Linked DNA regions of Mus musculus: region 2 is linked to region 1. Evidence: chromatin loops called from intact Hi-C (ENCODE). Cell type or tissue: left cerebral cortex. All regions are shown on one strand.

Region 1 (2,500 bases):
GTTGCTGTCTTCAGACACACCAGAAGACGACATCTGATCCCATTATAGATGGTTGTGAGCCACCATGTGAATGCTGGGAATTGAACTCAGGACCTCTGGAAGATCAGTCAGTGCTCTTAATCGATGAGCCATCTCTCCAGCCTGGAGTATTTTTTTTTTCTTTCCTAAAGAAAGGGCAAGTCTGGGCAGGGGAGACTTCCCTTCTGGGTCTGGAGCAAGAAGAAAATAGACAAGCAGATACAGGCTTGGGCTGGGGAAGCCTGCATGATAGGAGAAGCTGGCGAAGATGTCTGTCCTCTGCATAATGACATGTGCCTGCCTCGGTGCTGAGACTGATTCTTTGCCTTTGTAGGTTTCACAAGCTAATATGGGGAAGCTTTGGCAGTGGGCTTCTGGAAAACTCCGGGGTTATTGCTGGTGGAGGAGACAACGGCACACTGACTCTATACAATGTGACCCACGTCCTTTCTTCAGGGAAGGAGCCCCTGATTGCCCAGAAACAGAAGCACACTGGAGCTGTCAGAGCCTTGGACTTTAATCCTTTCCAGGTACTGTGTCTTAGCTGACCAGACCTGGTCAAGGCATGACGACGCATGTCTGAATGGAAGCATTCTCTTGTGGCCTTCAGGCTGTGCCTCTGAACTGTAATGGGAGAGGCCCTGGGTCTACCAAATGCAAGCCTCCTCTTTCTCCTTTTCTGAGGTGGGAGTGTGTGTGTGTGTGTGTGTGTGTGTGTGTGTGTGTGTGTGTGTGTGTGTGTGTGTGTTTGGGGGTAGGTCTTTAGAAATATCTTTTATTCACACAGGGCAATCTCCTGGCCTCAGGAGCCAGTGACTCTGAGATCTTCATTTGGGATTTGAACCACCTGAGTGTCCCAATGACACCTGGACCCAAGTCACAGGTGAGGGGCTCCCTCCTCCCTCTGACCTGGGGCTGCCTCTTAGGGTGTACAGCCAGGTTTTCCCAGGTAAAGTTTGGAATTGTGGAGCCAGCCGAGTAACAGAGATTTCCAGCTTTACCACTGGAGGGCAATAAAACCCCACAGATGGACAGGTCACCTAGTAGTCAGGAGAGAGGGCAGAGCAGGTGGTTCACGGTGGTCAGTGCTGTTCAAAGAATTCCTGGAAAGAAGTGAAGGGCAAGGGGGGACAGAAGACACCAAGACAGGCAAGGAGTGATATGTATCATAGTGGTGGGGAGAGGGCTGGCTAGGCCCTGCACTCCGCAGAGACGAGAGAGCAGATTCCAGGACACACCAGCATTGTTTTGTTGTGGGAAGGGGCTGTCTCTGAGTGCGGCTCTCAGGTCTGGTTTGCCTCTGCGTATGCCTCCTCTGTCAGTCTGCAGCTTGGATTACCTTTTTGCTTTTCTGTGTCTTGTGCTTCATCATGAAGTAAATGTGGGTTGGTTGGCACTTGTTACCCTGAGAGTCATACGGTTCTTCCTGCCTCGTTTTCTCAGGAGCTCTTTGTTTCCTCTCTCAGATTTCTCCTCCTCTGTCCTACAGACGAGGGTTACTTTTCAACCTTGACTCTATACTTTTAAGAGAACTTTGGCTTAGAGCTAAAGCCAGGTGTGCCAGCTGTTCCCTCCCACTTCTGTACCCATAGCTGAAGCATCTTTCTTGGAAAATGTAATCCCAGTTCCTAAGGCTATTAGCAGGAGGAATCTCCTGCCTCCTTTCAGCTTCCCCTGGGCCGTTGGGAGGAACAAAATGGTAGATGTCGCTTAACTCAGGTGATGGCAGGTTGTTTCTTTCACCATCTTGCCTCAGAACCCCCCAGAGGACATCAAGGCATTGTCTTGGAACCTCCAAGTCCAGCACATCCTGGCTTCCGCTCACCCCAGCGGCAAGGCGGTGGTGTGGGATCTCAGAAAGAATGAGCCCATCATTAAAGTCAGCAGCCACAGCAGCAGGGTGAGTAGTGACCAGGACACGGGCCTCACGCCTGCAAACACTGGGCTCTGCTCTTGCTCAGGGACCGGGATCCACTTTCAAGTGTGGATGCAAGCTCCCATAGCAGAGTTCTTATAAACAGTGAATGCTTGAGAAGCCAAGCAGATGACCTGGGTTTTGTCACATTCTGTGTTTGTTCGTGGCCTCCACTTACTGCCGAGGAGACACAGGGTACCCTCAGAGTAGTCTCATTCCAATTGGGCAGAACGGGTTGATAATCTGAGAGGTTCGATGCATTACCCACTGGGATCTTCTTTGTTAACAGATGAACTGCTCGGGCCTGGCCTGGAACCCAGACATAGCCACTCAGTTAGTGCTGTGCTCAGAAGACGACCAACTCCCGGTGATTCAGTTGTGGGACCTGCGCTTCGCTTCGTCACCCTTGAAGGTGCTGGAGAGCCACAGCAGGTAGCATCTCCAACCCTGTTCACACATGTGGGCCTCATTTAGCCACGGACATCTTCCATGGCTCAAAGACATTGCAGAGAACACAGCTGCATCGCTAACCAAGAGGAGTTCCTTTGGAGCCTGGGCTTATGGGGG
Region 2 (2,500 bases), 350 kb after region 1:
CATCCCCATCAGCATCCCACCCTCATCCTCATGAGCATCCCACCCTCCTCCCCATCAGCATCCCACCCTCATCCTCATCAGCATCTCATCTTCAACCTCATGAGCATCCCATCTTCGTCCACATCCCCAACACCTGTTACCATCCTCATCTACTTGACAACAACTCCCTCCCCTACTCAAATAGAAGTAGAATCTTAAGAGAATGCTGCTACCTACATTCTTTCTTCTATTGCTGAATTTAAATCACAAAAACTTTTGGTTTGGTTTGGTTTTGAGACTGGGTTTCTCTGTGTAGCCTTAGCTGTCCTGGAATTCACTTTGTAGACCAGCCTGGCCTTGAACTCCCAGACATTCACCTGTCTCTGCTACCCTGAGTGCTGGGATTAATAAGCCTGTGTCACCACCAGGCTAAAGAACATTTTTATTTATAATTCACCCCCACCCTGTTTAAAGACATCTAATTTTTTATATTACCAACATGTATCCATATGTATACACATTCTACTTTTTCACATGTAATTACATCAACCGTATTCTCTTATGTTTCTGAGTAGTTGATGTATTTTAATTTGATAATCACCAGCTATATTAAATTAAAATTCATTAATTAAAATTGTATCTTACTGCTTAAGTATTTATTATGGGTAAGTATGTCCAGACCTGTTGCCTTCTCTTGCTTTTGTTAAATTTGTTCCCAGGGTACGTCTAAAGAGAGTAAGCCCAAAGACGAGACGATCCTCTTAGTGCTGTGTGAGACGATCCTCTTAGTGCTGTGTGTGGCCATTTGCCTCGGTTAAAGCATTACATGTATTAATTCCAGTGCTATGCCTATAAGACCACAGCAGTGCAAGACTCTATGAAGATTGGCTATTCTCATTCATAAGTGTTAATATTAAGTAGGTATAAAATGATACAACAATCTGCCCTTAATTTTTTTTTTGTTTTGATTCATAGTAGGGATAGACAGTTTCTTATCCCTCCTTTGTTATTTATACCCATTTTGTATAAATTGCACAAGACAGACATCGTGAAGGGGAGAGGGAGATTTTAGGAATGGAGAATTTTAGACCACAGCAGGGACTACCAATGAGGGTCTTCATTTTGGAAACTGGGAACCCTGGGAGTGGGAAAAATGGTCTACAAAGCAGGACCCAATGCCCTCTCCCTTATGTTTTGCTCTAGGAACTCAATGACTATCTGGTGACTCATTTGGCTGTCACAGAGCTATCTTCTTTAGCCAGGCAACATGGGGGAGCCATCAATCTCCTCACAATGTCATAATGCAGCCCTGGATCCCCACAAAGAGCATTCGCACCTAGGACCTCACTTGACCATGACTGCATTTCTGTAAGGGACAGATACCATTATTTCCATGCCAAAGATCAGGAAAATGTCATCCTCATCTTTATGAATAGCACAGGAGTGATCCACCATTCAGGAAGGCCCACATTAGTGGGGTCCATCCAGTCTCCACCATTGTCCAGCAGAGAAGTGCAGGGGAGTGAATGATGGCCGTACCCCTCCCTCCACCTCCCTGCCCCCACCACCATACTTATGAAAGAGCTTCCATCCCTTTGTCTTCTTGGAGGGATGGCTGTGGCCTTTTGTTGATGGGAGAAACACTGGCGTCTTTGTGCAGAAACAATGGCTGTTTGTTTTAGGAAACATTTTTGTTATCTCAAAGGTGCACCTGGGACTCTTCCTATATAAAAGAGGCTCTGAGCCATAACCTAGACTGGGTCTGGTTACCATGGAGCTGGGAAGGAGTATAGCGACCCTCAGCCTTTTATGACTCCTGTTTGGCCATCAATAAATGCAGATTGATAGCACCTTGTCATTGCTGGCTCTGGAGAAGTGTATCTGCCTCCCCTTACTCTGTCTTGTTTTGTTTTGTTTTTTAGATATATATTTGGGGTACCCATGAAGATAAGAGGCCAACTTGCTAGAGTCAGTTCCCTCTTTCCACCATGTGGTTTCTTAGGGAACCAAGCTCAGGTAGTGAGGCTCTGCAGCAAGTGCCTTTACCCGCCAAGCCATCTCCCCAACCTAATAGTCGCTCTCTTTCAGTGGGATTCAAGGTTCAGGTAGAGTTTTTACCTCATCAGGATACTAGGAGAAATTGCCTTTGTTAACTGCACATTTCTAGAATTGACAAGGAAAGAAGCAGAATGCTTGTGGGAGCTTCAACGAGCATCTGTAGGTGAGCCCCTGCATGACTGTTATGATAGTATAAGTTAACTGGTCACATGGGGCCATGCCATCAGTGACTGGAGGAAGCACGGTCAGAGTAAGTCCACCTGCCTCAAGGAATGGTGCTACCAGTCATTAGCCATAGAGGTTGGGATACTTAAACTTCTTTGAGCCTTGATCTCCTCCTCAAGAGAAACTGATGTCTGCCTATCTGATGTTGGTAGAAACAAAGAGGGTACTCTGCCTGGATTAGGCCCTCAACTGATGTCATTCCACATCAAAGTGCATGTAAGGAAGGTAGGTACTGAAA

Evidence for each region. Hi-C counts contacts between places; a loop is a spot of excess contacts. Peaks named below come from ENCODE experiments on the same cell type or tissue, not always from the same donor. Only the 100,000 strongest peaks of a DNase experiment are listed, where the experiment ranks them.
Region 2: it touches region 1 in a loop (2.2-fold over the local background); 3 of 42 quality-filtered maps call a loop at or near these places.

The regions. Positions count from the first base shown.
Region 1 is chr19:44,534,106-44,536,605 of GRCm38, reverse strand. It overlaps Sec31b (Sec31 homolog B (S. cerevisiae)), which reads left to right. Exons shown (of 26, transcript NM_001033343.1): 4 at 353-548; 5 at 806-901; 6 at 1,775-1,918; 7 at 2,223-2,365. Among named protein-coding and RNA genes, the nearest start is that of Sec31b, 10 kb to the left of the region's middle. In left cerebral cortex, a CTCF peak has its summit at 1,024 (motif pointing right); no DNase peak of the experiment used is centred here.
Region 2 is chr19:44,183,613-44,186,112 of GRCm38, reverse strand. All of the region lies in intron 2 of Pkd2l1 (polycystic kidney disease 2-like 1), which reads left to right. Among named protein-coding and RNA genes, the nearest start is that of Pkd2l1, 7.6 kb to the left of the region's middle. In left cerebral cortex, no CTCF peak of the experiment used is centred here; no DNase peak of the experiment used is centred here; H3K27ac peaks cover 440 bases.